2 separate regions of the Homo sapiens genome follow, and region 2 is linked to region 1. A link is an interaction called in ENCODE POLR2A ChIA-PET data of the cell type or tissue named here. Cell type or tissue: Panc1. All regions are shown on one strand. Each heading gives the region's core, and the rest is flanking DNA. Links, peaks and the distances in the headings are about the cores only.

The links. ChIA-PET counts read pairs that join two places held together with the same protein. Peaks named below come from ENCODE experiments on the same cell type or tissue, not always from the same donor. Only the 100,000 strongest peaks of a DNase experiment are listed, where the experiment ranks them.
Region 2: POLR2A ChIA-PET joins it to region 1 with 14 read pairs; 14 of 35 experiments call an interaction of 5 or more read pairs at or near these places.

The regions. Positions count from the first base shown.
Region 1 is chr9:131,376,633-131,389,422 of GRCh38, reverse strand. It overlaps a transcript of PRRC2B not described here. Among named protein-coding and RNA genes, the nearest start is that of PRRC2B, 11 kb to the left of the region's middle. In Panc1, for the core only: no CTCF peak of the experiment used is centred there; no DNase peak of the experiment used is centred there; H3K27ac peaks cover 1,274 bases.
Region 2 is chr9:131,496,019-131,498,518 of GRCh38, reverse strand. PRRC2B (proline rich coiled-coil 2B) reads right to left here. Exons shown (of 32, transcript NM_013318.4): 32 at 1-2,500. Among named protein-coding and RNA genes, the nearest start is that of POMT1, 5.6 kb to the left of the region's middle. In Panc1, for the core only: no CTCF peak of the experiment used is centred there; no DNase peak of the experiment used is centred there.

The DNA.
Region 1 (12,790 bases), core at 5,146-7,645:
CACTTTGGGAGGCCAAGGTGGGCGGATTGCCTGAGGTTGGGAGTGTGAGACCAGCCTGACCAACATGGAGAAACCCCATCTCTACTAAAAATACAAAAACTGAGCCAGGCATGGTGGCGCATGCCTGTAATCCCAGTTACTTGGGAGGCTGAGGCAGGAGAATCGCTTGATTCACCAGGGAAGCGGAGGTTGTGGTAAGCCGTGATCCCAGCACTGCATTCCCGCTTGGGCAACAAGAGCGAAACTCTGTCTCAAAAAAAAAAAAAAAAAAAATTGAAAGGAGCCAGGCGCAGTGGCTCACACCTGTAATCCCAGCACTTTGGGAGGCCAAGGTGGGTGGATTGCCTGAGCTCAGGAGTTCGAGACCAGCCTGGGCAACATGGTGAAACCCCCATCTCTACTAAAATACAAAAAATTTGCCAGGAGTGGCGGCATGCACTTGTAGTCCCAGCTACTTGGAAGGACGAGGCAGGAGAATTGGTTGAATCCGGGAGGGGGAGGTTGCAGTGAGCCAAGATCATGCCACTGCACTCCAGCCTGGGCAACGGAGCGAGACTCCGTCTCAAAAAAAAAAAAAAAAAAGGTAAAAGGAGGGGCCAGGTGCGGTAATCCCAGCACTTTGGAAGTCCAAGGAGGGCGGATCACGAGGTCAAGAGATCGAGACCATCCTGGCCAACATGGTGAAACCCTGTCTCTATTAAAAATACAAAAATTAGCTGAGCATAGTGGCGTGTGCCTGTAGTCCTAGCTATTCAGGAGGATGAGGCAGGTGAATCACTTGAACCCAGGAGGCGGAGGTTGCAGTGAGCCAAGATCGCGCCACTGCACTCCAGCCTGGTGACAGAGCAAGACTCTGTCTCAAAAGAAAAGAAAAGAAAAAAAGTGCTGGGCGTGGTGGCACACGTCTGTAATCCCAGCACTTTGGGAGTCCGAGGTGCGCGGATCACCTGAGGTTGGGAGTTCAAGACCAGCCTGACCAACATGGTGAAACCCCATCTCTACGAAATACAAAAAATTAGATGGGTGTGGTGGTGTATGCCTGTAATCCCAGCTACTCGGGAGGCTGAGGCAGGAGAATTGCTTGAACCTGGGAGGTGGAGGTAGCAGTAAGCCAAGATTGCACCACTGCACTCCAGCCTGGGCAACAAGAGGGAATCTCCATCTAAAAAAAAAAAAAAAAAAAGTAAAAGTAAAAGTTGATGAAATTAATTTTAATAATGATTTTTTTTTTTTTTTAGACAGCGTCTCGCTCTGTTGCCCAGGCTGGAGTGCAGTGGAGCAATCTCGGCTCACTGCAACCTCGGCCCCCCGCCCACAATGCGTTCAAATGATTCTCATGCCTCAGCCTCCTACATAGCGTGTGCCATCGCACCCAGCTAACTTTTTGTATTTTAGGTAGAGATGGGGTTTTGCCATGTTGGCCAAGCTGGTCTTGAACTCCTGGCCTCAAGTGATCCACCCACCTGGGCCTCCCAAAGTGCTGGGATTACAGGCATGGGCCACTGCACCTGGCCTAATAATGAATTTTATTTAGCCTACTATATCAAAAATATTACTGTTGCAACAGGTAATTAATATTTTAAAATTATAAATGAGATCACTGACATTCTTTGTGGTCACATGAAGTCTTCAAGTCCGGCATGTATTTTATACTTTATAGCACATGCCACTCAGTGCTGGGCAGGTTTCACACTCTCGGTGGTGGCACAGGGGCAGTGAGCTCTTTACCTTCTCCACTGTTCCTCACAGCCTTTGCCAAAGTTTGGGAAGTGGAGGAGATGACAGTACCGTGAGAGGCAGGATGACCGCATCTGTCTTATTTGATGCAAATCCCTCAGGGATTAAGTCTGGCACAAGGGAGATATCGGTCTAAGGCTCAGGAGGACAAGGACTTAGTCCATTTGGTTCTCTGCTGTGATGGTTAATACTGAGTGTCAACTTGATTGTATTGAAAGATATAAAGTATTAATCCTGGGTGTGTCTGTGAGGGTGTTGCCAAAAGAGATTAACATTTGAGTCAGTGGCCGGGGAAGGCAGACCCACCCTTAATCTGGTGGGCACAATCCAATCAGCTGCCACGGAACATAAAACAGGCAGAAAACTAAGAGAGAGAGAGACAGGTGGCCGGGCGCGGTGGCTCACGCCTGTAATCCCAGCACTTTGGGAGGCGGAGACGGGCGGATCACCTGAGATCGGGAGTTCGAGACCAGCCTGACCAACATGGAGAAATCCCGTCTCTACTAAAAATACAAAATTAACCAGGCGTGGTGGTGCATGCCTGTAATCCCAGCTACTTGGGAGGATGAGGCAGAAGAATCGCTTGAACCCGGAAGGCTGAGGTGGCGGTGAGCCGAGATCGTGCCATTGCACTCCAGCCTGGGCAACAAGAGCGAGACTGTCTCAAAAAAGAAAGAAAGAAAGAAAGAAAGAGACAGGCCTAACTTCACAGCCTACATCTTTCTCCCAAAGTTCTTCAGTTTTGGAACCTGGACCGGCTCTCCATGCTCCTCAGCTTGCAGACAGCCAGCCTGTTGTGGGACCTTGTGATCGTGTAAATTAATACTTAATAAACTCCTATATATATATATGACTTATATATATATATGATTATATATATCCTACTAGTTCTGTCCCTCTAAGAGAACCCTAATACACCTGTGCTATCCTTAGCATCAAGCATGGTGCCTGGCAAATAGTGAGTGCTCAATGAATTTGGTTGGTTTGTTGAATGGCAGAATGGGTGTCTGGCCCTTGACCTCATTGGCTACAACAGAAGGGACCCTGGGACTCATAGGGTTACCCGTTTTTATCATCTGACAAGAGAGGACATAAGCGTATGAAAAACCTGGAAGGACGTGGGTGTTCTGGGAAGACAGATGAGGAAGTATTAAGGGGGGAAAGTCAAGTCAAAGGCTCTGTTCCTCGGGCAGATCTGGAAGTGGGGTGACACCCTCTGGGGACAGTGGGAGCTGCTGCATCCCTGGGAGTTAAAAAGCCACAGGCATAGGCCAGGCGCAGTGGCTCACACCTATAATCACGGGACTCTGGGAGGCCAAGGCAGGAAAACTGCTTGAACCCAGGAGTTCAAGACCAGCAGCATAGGCAACAGTGAGATGCCCCATCTCCACAAAAAAATTAAAAAATTAGCCGAGAATGTTGGTGCACACTTGCAGTCCCAGCTATTCCGGAGGCTGAGGTGGGAGGATTGCTTGAGCCCAGGAAGTCGAGGCTGCAGTGAGACATGTTCACGCCACTGCACTCCAGCCTGGGCAACAGAGCAAGACCCTATCTCTTAAAAAAAACAAACAAACAGAGATCCTTCACTTGCCCCGTAAAACTCAATGGTTAGGCTACATCCAAACCACATCCCAAGTTCAGGAAATCCTCTTCTCTCTGCACTTCTCTCTGAGATGACAACAATAAGAATGATGGCCGGGCGCCGTGGTTCACGCCTGTAATCCCAGCACTTTGGGAGGCCGAGGTGGGCGGATCACGAGGTCAGGAGATTGAGACCATCCTGGCTAACATGGTGAAACCCCATCTCTACTACAAATACAAAAGATTAGCCGGGCGTGGTGGTGGGCGCCTGTAGTCCCAGCTATTCAGGAGGCTGAGGCAGGAGAATGGCGTGAACCCAGGAGGCGGAGCTTGCAGTGAGCCGAGATCACACCACTGCACTCCAGCCTGGGCGACAAGGCGAGACTCCGCCTCAAAAAAAAGAATGAGGATAGCTGTTGTTTACTGAGCATTTTTCTGGGCCAGGCATGCTGCTAAGATAACTTAATTAACACTTGCAAGACTGTTATTATTTCTCCCACTTTACGGATAAGGAAATTTAGGTCAGAAGTTAAGTGACTTACATAGGCAAGGACACAAATGACATGGGTAGCCGAGCCAGGACTAGAAGAATCCAGCAGTGCCAGTCTGGGAAGTTTAGCCTTTCCAGGGGAGAGCAAGGCTGATGTGCTGGGCCAGCTGTGGCAGCTGCTGTCTGTGGTCTGAGGCTGCCAGTGAGGGCTGGCTCCTGGGTGGGATTTCCCAGGACATTTGGGGGACCCTGAAGGAAACTTTTTTTTTTTTTGAGACGGAGTTTTTCGCTCGTTACCCAGGCTGGAGTGCAACAGCACGATCTCAGCTCACTGCCACTTCCGCCTACCAGGTTCAAGTGATTCTCCTGCCTCAGCCTCCCAAGTAGCTGGGATTATAGGCATGTGCCACAGTGCCCGGCTGTTTTCTTTTAAATATTAGGAAACTTACTGGTGTAGCTCATGCCTGTAATCCCAGCTACTCGGGAGGCTGAGGCAGGAGAATCGCTTGAACCCAGGAGGCAGAGGTTATAGTCAGCCAAGATCACACCATTGCACTCCAGCCTGGGCGACAAGAGTGAAACTCCATCTCAAAAAATTAAATTAATTAACTAAAAGGAAACAAAACACAACCCAACACTTGCTCATTGGTTCATGCCCACTCTCTCCAGCCTTGCTCTCCTGGTTTCACTCAGTTACTTCCTGTCCATCTTCCAGCTCTGGTTCCACTCCTGTTACAGCCAATGTGAAAATGTCTCCTTCGACCAGGCGCGGTGGCTCACAGCTGTAATCCCAGCACTTTGGGAGGCTAAGGTGGGTGGATCACTTGAGGTCAGGAGTTCATGACTAGCCTGATCAGCATGGTGAAACCCCGTCTCTACTAAAAAAGTGCAAAATTAAGCCAGGCGCAGTGGCTCACGCCTGTAATCCCAGCACTTTGGGAGGCTGAGGCGGGTGGATCACAAGGTCAAGAGTTCAAGACCAGCCTGGCCAAGATGGTGAAACCCCATCTCTACTAAAAATACAAAAATTAGGCCGGGCGCAGTGGCTCACACCTGTAATCCTAGCACTTTGGGAGGCCGAGGTGGGCGGATCACTTGAGGTCAGGAGTTTGAAACCAGCTTGGCCATGATGGTGAAACCCTGTCTCTACTAAAAATACAAAAAATTAGCCGGGCATGGTGGTGCGTGCCTGTAATCCCAGCTACTTGGGAGGCTGAGGCAGGAGAATCACTTGAACCTGGGAGGTGGAGGTTGCAGCGAGCCAAGATCGTGCCACCACACTTAAGCCTGGGTGACAGAGTGAGACTCCACCTCAAATAAAATACATACATACATACATACATACATACAAAAATTAGCCAGGCGTGGTGGCAGGTGCCTGTAATCCCAGCTACTCAGGAGGCTGAGGGATGAGAATCGCTTGAGCACGGGAGGCAGACAGAGGTTGCAGTGAGCTGAGATCGTGCCACTGCACTCCAGCCTGGGCAACAGAGCAATACTCTGTCTCCAAAAAAAAAAAAAAAAAAAAAAATAGCCGGGTATGGTGGTACGTGCCTGTGGTCCCAGCTACTCAGGGGCTGAGGTGGGAAGATCAGCTGAACCCAGGAGGCAGAGGGTCCAAGGAGCCATGACTGTGCCACTGGACTCCAACCTGGGTGACAGAGCAAGCCTGTCGCAAAAAATAAACCAAAACCGGCCGGGCGCAGTGACTTATGCCTGTAATCCCAGCACTTTGGGAGGCCGAGGCGGGTGGATTACGAGGTCAAGAGATCCAGACCATCCTGGCTAACACAGTGAAACCCTGTCTCTACTAAAAATACAAAAAATTAGCTGGGCATGGTGGTGGGCATCTGTAGTCCCAGCTATTTGGGAGGCTGAGGCTGGAGAATCATTTGAACCCATGAGGCGGAGGTTGCAGTAAGCCGAGATCGAGCCGCTGCACTCCATCCTGGGCCACTGCACTCCAGCCTGGGTGACAGGGCGAGACTCTGTCTCAAAAAAAAAAAAAAAAAAAGAGAAACCAAAACCAAAACAAACAAACAAAAACCCTACAAGAATAAAGACTGATTTCGTGAGCTTTCTTTCACTACCTGCCAGACACAGCCTAAGCTGGGCCTGAATATCTTGGGACCTGGCTCTTAACGTGGTCTAGTGCTTCCTCCTTCCCGAGAAAGGGTAGGAGGATAACAGGGATTTGGCCACAGCTAACTTGTAATATGATCTGATCCAGGAATGTGAGGCCTCCAGCTGGTGCAGTCATGAGCTGTTCCAGGATTCTTGGACTGGCCGCTTTCAAATGCTCTGCACCTGTTCTCCACAGTGCAGTTGTACTAACGAGACACAGCATGAGTTCCCATGTTCAGTTTAGAAAGTGGAGTCATCTAAACTGAAGGGGAAAAATGAACAATATTCCAGGGGGAAATGGATTCCAGCTGGGGAGCCGGAGGAGGCCTTCTCGGTGCAGGTGCTTTTGAGGCCAGGCCTTAAAGGAAGAGCAGAGTTTAATCAGCGGAGACTGTGGAGGAACATTCCAGATGGAGGGACCAGCATGAACAAAGGCCTGGGGATGGGAGTGTCTGAGCACCGGGAGGACATCCCACGCTGTCTGGTAGCCACTAGAGATGTGGCCCCACCTGAGGGGAGGTGCACTCCTACAGGAATGGGGGGCCTGGCTGGGTGCGGTGGCTCAGGCCTGTCATCCCAGCACTTTGGGAAGCCAAGGCGGGCGGATCACTTGAGGTCAGGAGTTCGAGAACAGCCTGGCCAATATGGTGAAACTCCGTCTCTACTAAAAGTACAAAAATTAGCCGGGCGTGGTGGTGCACACCTATAATCCCAGCTACTTGGAAGGCTGAGGCAGGAGATTCGCTTGAGCTTGGGAGACGAAGGTTGCTGTGAGCCGAGATCACACCACTGCACTCCAGCCTGGGCGACAGGCAACAGAGCAAGACTCTGTCTCCAAAAAAAAAAAAGGAATGGGGGCCTGGAGCTAAAAATACAACACTGGGTCCGAACGAACCAGCAGCAGGGGGCCCTTGCACAGACCCAGAAGCTCACAGCAGGGAGGGACATCTGAGCCTTAGCAGTGAACACACACACAGGATAAAAGCAAGTCTCCGAGGGGCTCAACAACACAGGGGTTCCCTGGGACTCCTGGCATCCTCTCTTCAAACCACAGCCAGTCTTTATAATTTTGCCCTCCATTTCCCATCAGACACTGGAGAAAGAGAGGAGGCAAAGACCAGAGACTGGGGAATAAAAGAACAAATGAGGGTAAGATTTACAACTTGGAAACTCTGGTCCAGCTTGGTAGCTCACGTCTGTAATCCTAGCACTTTGAGAAGCCGAGGAGGGTGGATCACCTGAAGTCAGGAGTTTGAGACCATCCTGACCAACATAGTGAAACCCCGTCTCTACTGAAAATACAAAACTTAGCCGGGCGTGGTGGCGGATGCCTGTAATCCCAGCTACTTGGGCAGCTGAGGCAGAAGAATTGCTTGAACCAAGGAGGCGGAGGTTGCAGTGAGCTGAGATCATGCCACTGCACTCCAGCCTGGGCGACAGAGTGAGACTCAGTCTTCAAAAATAAATAAATAAATAAAACTTGGAAACTCTGGGAGGCCAAGACAGGGAGATCACTTGAGGCCAGGAGTTCAAGACCAGCCTGGCCCACACGGTGAAACCCTGTCTCTACTAAAAATACAAAAATTAGCCAGGCATGGTGGTACGTGCCCGTAGTCCCAGTGACGCAGGAGGCTGAGGCACAAGAATCGCTTGAACCTGGGAGGCAGAGGTTGCAGTGAGCTGGGATCACGCCACTGTACTCCAGCCTGGGGGACAGAGCGAGACTGTCCCAAAAAAACAATAATAAAAATAACAAACTTAAAAAAAGAATTGGCCAGGCGCGGTGGCTCACGCCTATAATCCCAGCACTTTGGGAGGCCGAGGCAGGCAGATCACGAGGTCAGGAGATCAAGACCATCCTGGCTAACACGGTGAAACCCCATCTCTATTAAAAATACAAAACAATTGGCTGGGCATGGTGGCGAGCTCCTGTAGTCCCAACTACTCAGGAGGCTGAGGCAGGAGAATGGCGTGAACCCGGGAGGCGGAGGTTGCAGCGAGCCGAGATCGCACCATTGCACTCCAGCCTGGGGGACAGAGCAAGACTCCGTCTCAAAAAAAAAAAAAAAAAAAGAACCAGAACTTGGAAACTCTGGTTGAGTATAAGAAGCAATGAAAAATTATTGAAGGGTTGGGTTTGAGAAAGGAAATGAAAAGAAAAGAGGCAGCTCTCAAAGCAGCCTCCCAAATAAAGAACAGGAATGGCCAAGTCCCAGGAAGCCATCCCACCTGCTCCCTTTCTGTGCCCATGGCAGCATTCCTGAACTACAGTCCTCTTCCTGCTCAACCGCTTGAGAATATTCCTCAACATGGAGACCCAGGAAGACACAACAACTAGTGAAGCTGACATGTGAGGTGGAGGTGGTAGGATAAGGGTAGGATGAAGGAGGGTCATTGGCAGCAGAATTTAGTAATCAAGTCTTGCCCTATGTAGCGTAGGCCGGTATCTCAGAAGTGTAGGCCCTGGAGAAATAGATCTCAAAATCTAACCTGATGTCAAAAAAGTGAGACAACGACCCACAGAGTGGGAGAAAATATGTGTACACCATATGTCTGAGAAGGGTCTGGTACCCAGAATATACAAATCACTCTTTTTTTTTTTTTGGAGACAGAATCTCACACTGTCACACTGTCACCCGGGCTGGAGTGCAGTAGTGTGATCTCAGCTCACTGCAACTTCTGCCTCCTAGGTTCAAGCGGTTCTCCTGCCTCAGCCTTCCGAGTAGCCGGGATTACAGGCGCCTGCTACCATGCCCAGCTAATTTTTTGTATTTTTAGTAGAGATGGGATTTCACCATGTTGGCCAGGCTTGTCTCAAACTCCCGACCTCGTAATTCTCCCGCCTCAGCCTCCAAAGTGCTGGGATTACAGGCATGAGCCACTGCGGCCGGCCTTTTTTTTTTTCTTTTTTGAGGCGGAGTTTTTGCTCTGTTTTGCAGGCTGGAGTGCAATGGCGCAATCTCAGCTCACTGCAACCTCCGCCTCCCGGGTTCAAGGGATTCTCCTGCCTCAGCCTCCCAAGTAGCTGGGATTACAGGCACGCACCACCACGCCTGGCTAATTTGTTGTATTTTTAGTAGAGATAAGGTTTCACCATGTTGCCCAGGCTGGTCTCGAAATCCTGACCTCAGGTGACCTGCTCGCCTCGGCCTCGCAAAGTGCTGAGATTACACGTGTGAGCCACCGTGCCCGTGCCCAGCTTAAGAACTCTTTTATTAAGATTTTTATTTATGTTTTAGAGAAAATCTCACTCTGTCACCAGGCTGGAGTGCAGTGGCATGATCATAGCTCACTGCAGCCTCCAACTCCTGGGCTCAAGCAATCCACAAAATTAGCTGGGCGTGGTGGTGCACACCTGTAGTCTCAGCTGCTTGGGAGGCTGAGGCAGGAGAATTGCTCAAACCCAGGAGGCAGAGGTTGCAGTGAGCCAAGATTGCACCACTGCACTCCAGCCTGGGCGACAGAGTGAGATTCCATCTCAAAAAAAAAAAAAATTATTATATATATATAAATAACTCTTACAACTCAAGAACAAAAAGGCAAACAACCACTGAAAAAAAAAAGGCTGGCTGGGTGCGGTAGCTGACGCCTGTAATCCCAGCACTTTGGGAGGCTGAGGCGGGTGGATCACGAGGTCAGGAGTTAAAGGCCAGCCTAGCCAACATGGTGAAACCCCGTCTCTACTAAAAATACACAAATTAGCCAGGCATGGTGGCGTGTGCCTGTAATCCCAGCTACTCAGGAGGCTGAGGCAGGAGAATTGCTTAAACCCAGGAGGCGGAGGTTGTAGTGAGCTGTGATCGCACCATTGCACTCCAGCCTGGGTGACAGAGTGAGACTCCATCTCCAAAAAAAAAAAAAAAAAATGGACCAAGGACTTGAATAGGTATTTCTTCAAAGAAGATATACACATGGCCGATGAGCACATGAAAAGATGCTCAATATCACCAGCCAGCAGGGAAATGCAAATCAAAACCACTATGAGATACAACTTTGTACCCACTAGCATGGCCATCATCCAAAAAAATGGAAAATAACAAGTGTTGACAAAGATACAGAGATACTGGAACATTCATACATTGTTGGTGGAAATGTAAAATAGTGCAGCTACTGTGGAAAAGAGTTTAGTGGTTTCTCAGAGTTAAACACAGAATTCTCATATGACCCAGAAATTCTACTCCTGGATATATACCCCAACACATGGAAAACAGATGTTCTAACAAAAAAGTATACACGAATGTTCATATCATCATTATTCACAATAGCCAAAGGCAGAAACAATCCCAAATTCCATCAGCTGATGAATGGATAGACACAAGGAAAGAAGTGCTGACACATGGTACCACATGGATGAAGCTGAAAGGCGTTATGCTAAGGGAAAGAAGCTGAACACAAAAGGCCAGGTATTGCATGATTCCCTTTGTACAAAATGTCCATCCTGCCTTAGATTGCAAAAATAATTTTTAAAAAAAGGTCAGGCACGGTGCCTTACACCTGTAATCCCAGCACGTTGGAAGGCCGAGGTGGGCAGATCACTTGAGGTCAGGAGTTCAAGACCAGCCTGGCCAACATGGTGAAACCTCGTCTCTACTAAAAATACAAAAATTAGCCGGGTGTGGTGGCAGATACCTGCAGTCCCAGCTACTCAGGAGGCTGACGCAGGAGAATCACTTAAACATGGGAGGCAGTTTGCAGTGGGCCAAAAATCACACCACTGCACTTCAGCCTGGGCAACAGAGTAAGACTGTATCTCAATTAAAAAAACAAAAACAAAAACAAAACAAAACACTCAAAATGCCCAGAACAGGCAAATCCACAGAGACAAAAAGCTGGTATTTCACTAGTTAATTTCTCCTCTGAAGAGAATGGAAGAGAGCACAGGAGTGTTCAGCTCACCCTCCCAGGGCTGGGATGGAGGCTGAGCGCTTGGGAAAAGCTGCTGCTCACAGCCCTTGGGGAACTTTTGCAGGTGGGGACCTGACCTGTGGGAACATAGTCCAAGGAAGCCCAATTATCTCATTATTCTTGGTGCATTTTAGATTCCACACCTGGGCCCCAATGGTGTGTCATTCCCCCTCCAGCTATGGTCCTCCTCTGGGAGGCTAGAGACCTGTGGCATAGGAGCACCCCCTGCCTTTGTGAGCACAGGCCTGCCAGGACTTTTTTTTTTTTTTTTTTTTTGAGACAGAGTTTCACTCTTGTCGTCCGGGCTGGAATGCAATGGTGCAATCTCTGCTCACTGCAACCTCCGCCTCCTGGGTTCAAGCGATTCTCCTGCCTCAGCCTCCCGAGTAGCTGGGATTACAGGTGGGTACCACCACGCCTGGCTAATTTTTGAATTTTTAGTAGAGACAGGGTTTCACCATGTTGGTCAGACTGGTCTCAAACTCCTGATCTCATGATCCACCTGCCTCAGCCTCCCAAAATGCTGGGATTACAAGCGTAAGCCACCATGCCCAGCCATCCCAGCGCTTTGAAAGGCCAAGGTAGGAAGATCGCTTGGGCCCAGGGGTTCAAGATTAGCCTGGGCAACAGAGGGAAATGCCATTTCTACAAAAAATTTAAAAATTAGCCAGGTGTGGTGATTAATGCCTGTGGTCCCAACTACTCAGGAGGCTAAGGCAGGAGGATCACTTCAGCCCAAGAAATTGAGGCTGCAGGGAGCCATGTGTGTGCCACTGCACTCTAGCCTGGGCGAGAGGGCAAGACCTTGTCTAAAAACAAAACAAACAAATAAACAAAACAGAGAGGAGAGGAGAAAGCGGCAGAATGAAATGCAACAAAGAAGAAAATCTTTCCACCTCGCCTTGGACACTAAACCCTCTTGTCATTCCGTAGGCATCGTCCCAGGACCTGGGCACTGTGGATGTGGAGCCCAGGGCTGGGGTGGGGGTGCAGAAACAGAACTCAAAGAGGGGCTTACAATTCTGTTGAGGAGAGGCATGCACACATTTAAATGCCATCACACACACACACACACACAAAAGAAAAAGGAAAAATTAAATAAAATGCCATCACAAAAGACCATATCCTCCAAAAGTACAATTGTGGAGGTATAAAAAAAAAATTAATAGTATAGGCCAGGAGCAGTGGCTCACGCCTGTAAACCCAACACTTTGGGAGGCTGAGGCGCGCGGATCACGAGGTTAGGAGATTGAGACCATCCTGGCCAACATGGTGAAACCCCGTCTGTACTAAAAATACAAAAATTAGCTGGGCATGGTGGCGTGTGCCAGTAATCCCAGCTACTTGGGAGGCTGAAGCAGAAGAATCACTTGAACCTGGGAGGCGGAGGTTGCAGTGAGCCCCGAATGCGCCACTGCACTCCGGCCTGGTGACAAAGCGAGACTCCGTCTCAAAAAAAAAAAAATTAATTGTACAGTAATAATTGAAAAGGTTATGTATTAGTCAGGTTGGCTACCGACAGATAACCCCAGCATTTGAGTGGTGCATCACAACAAACTTTTTTTATTTATTTTTTCAACGGACCGGGTCTTGCTGTGTCACCCAGGCTGGAGTACAGTGGTGCCATCACAACTCACTGCAGCCTCAAACTCCTGCGCTCAAGCCATCCTCCTGCCTCAGTGTCTCGAGTACCTGGGATTACAGGTGCATACCACCATGCCTGGCTAATTTTTGAATGATTTTAGAGATGGGAGTCTCACTGTGTTCCCCAGACTGGTCTCAAACTCGTGGCCTCAAGTGATCTTCCCGTGTCAGGCTCCTGAGTAGCTGGGATTATAGGCACCAGCACAAAAGTTTATTTTTTTGTCTCCCACACAGCAGTCCCAAGTGGGTTTTGCTCTGTTCCAAGTGGCGCTGCAAGGACTCTGGAAACGTCACCTCCTGGTTCCACTC
Region 2 (2,500 bases), core at 1-2,500, 110 kb before region 1:
TCTCTGCACTAAGAACTGCATTTCATTAGACCAAGGAGGGGTTGGGGCGCTGGGAGGCCTGAGGCCTGCCCTCAGCCCCCCAAGTCTCATTTAAAACCTGCATCTCAGCGAAGAGACTGCAGCTCAGGTCACACACAGGTGGTGACTGCACCGAACTTCACATGCAATTTCCTGGCCTTTCCTGCACAGAATTAATTCAGACATTATATATAAATAGAGCAGTGAAACATTTACTTCTTTTTTTTTCACCTAGACCTACAACATCAATACATATAAATAAATTCTAGTGTTTTTTGTTTTTTTATTTGGGGTGGGGGAGGAGAAAGGAAGGAAATACCAGGTAAGAGAAAAGGGCTGGAGAACAGGTGACCTTTTTGTTTTTATTTTTTCTCAAACAGCAAGTACTGTGGGTCTGATACCAGGTTCACCTGAAGGGTACATCTTAACAGCATCCAGAAGGCTTTCTTTTGACAAATCACACGCACCACCGCATCAGGTGGGAGGGGTCTGGCCATGCGGCTCAAGTGTCCAGGTGGAGATGAATGTGTGGCTCCCGCAGGCCTGAACTCACCCAGGAATGGCTTGGCAAGGAGGGCCGGTGGGGACAGAGAGGGCTCATCCCAGGCCCCACAAGCAGCCGCTTGCAGTGGGAGAAGGAAAAGCAGACAAGAAGCTCAGGTAGGGAATGCCTGGAACTGTCGGGTGGGCAGCCCCTGGGGAAGGGACTCAAGCATAAAGGCTTGGGATAAAGAGGGAAAAGACCAGGTGAGGGCAGGAGGGGAGCTGCTGAAAGATGCAGGTGAACAGTAAAGCACCTTTCAGTAAAACTGCCCTTTCCCAGGCAGCTCTGGGGTGGGCGCTGTTGGTAGGAGGCCGTTCTCCCGCTTCCTTAGAATTGTGAGAGCAGTAAGAAGTTACTTCAGCAGTTCCTAAGATGCTCCTTCCCCATGTTCTACACTAGACACAGAGCTTAGAGCCCAAGCCTGAGCGCTGTCCTGCACCCGTGAGACGCTGAAGGCAGCCTCTGGTGGGGGGTGCATCCCCGGCCCCCTCCTCTAGGTGTTCTGAGCCAGCCTCCTCTGGAGGAGGAGGTAGACGCTCAGTGACCCCTAAGAACAGCTGAGAAACCTGAACTGTCCCCTTCCCTTTCCTTGGAATGACAGAATCTGGAGTGATTTCCTTGTTTCTTACTTAAAAACAAGCCCAGCACACGATGGCTCACACAAGCCTCTGGCTGGAGAAGCTGCCCTCCCGGAGGCTGCGCAGGCCCTTTGGACCTTGGTCAGCCCTCCACCCAGCCTCACCCTGGACCTGCCCCCGCCGTCTGAAGACAAACGAGACTGATGCCTACTGCTTAGCTCAGGCCCTCCTGTCCTGACAACCTGGGTCTGCTGCTGGGAGTGAAGCAAAGGAGGAAAAGGACAAACTCCCAGTGGCCTCACTTGGGGACCACACACGGGTCCACTCCCTCCATCACCAAGTGGTGTTCACGATGAGCTGTGTGGGAGGTGGAGACAGGTCCAGAGAAAGCAGCAGGCTCCGGAAGAGGAAGGAAGGAAAATGACAGGTTACAGAAGGCTTCAGGGAAAGAAATGTGTGAAAAACACAGCACCCCTGCAGGGCAGGGTATGGAGCCCCAGAAGCAGAGCCCACGGGGCCTGGGATGGGCCTGTGGTATGTCAGCTCACCCCATCTGGGCCAACCTGGGAGCCACCAGCAGCCATCTCCATGATTTGTCTCTGGTGCCCAGCACATCCACTGGCTTTAGAGGAGCCCAGGACAGGGACCCTGTGTGATTCTCATGCTAAAACTGTCATCAACTTCATGGGCTGCCTGTAAGCGCCCTGGGCTCATCAAGCCAGGAGCTGGAACCCAACTATGACCCCCCCCCTCCCCCAACCTGCCTGCTGCTCTGAGCACCCCATCGCTTCCCAGGCGGGGAGCCAGGCACCAGAATGCTCGCAATCGGTGCCCTCAAGAACCTCCTTTTCTTTTTGCAAATAACCTCAAGGGTGAACCAGCTGAGGAATCAGGAGGGGATGCATTCTTAAGAGTCACCTCTTAAGGTACTGCAGTGACGTATCAAACTAAACAGGACAGAGGCTAGAGATGGAAGGGAGCGGAGGGGCTGGCAAGAAACATATAAAAGTTCAGCTATACACATGGAGCTTGCGTTTTTGTTTTCTTTTCCTTTCCCCTTTGTAAAAACCTTGGCTACATTTTAAAACAAAAAGCCTCAAAGTAAAATGACCCTGCTGCCAAATCACTGTGCCTAGGGATGGGCGGCTGGGCCGGAAGCACTGCTGAGAAGGCGCCCTGGCTGCGCGGCAGGACAGGGAGGAGGCAGGGAGGGCAAATCTGCACTGCACAGGAGGCGTCACTCCACAGTCACGGTAGGAGCAGATGGGATGAAGGAGTCGTCTGCTTTTTTGTTTCGTATCAAAGCAAGCGGGTCAATGCCATATATCCACGGGTGCAAGCTGGTTGACAACGGAGCTTT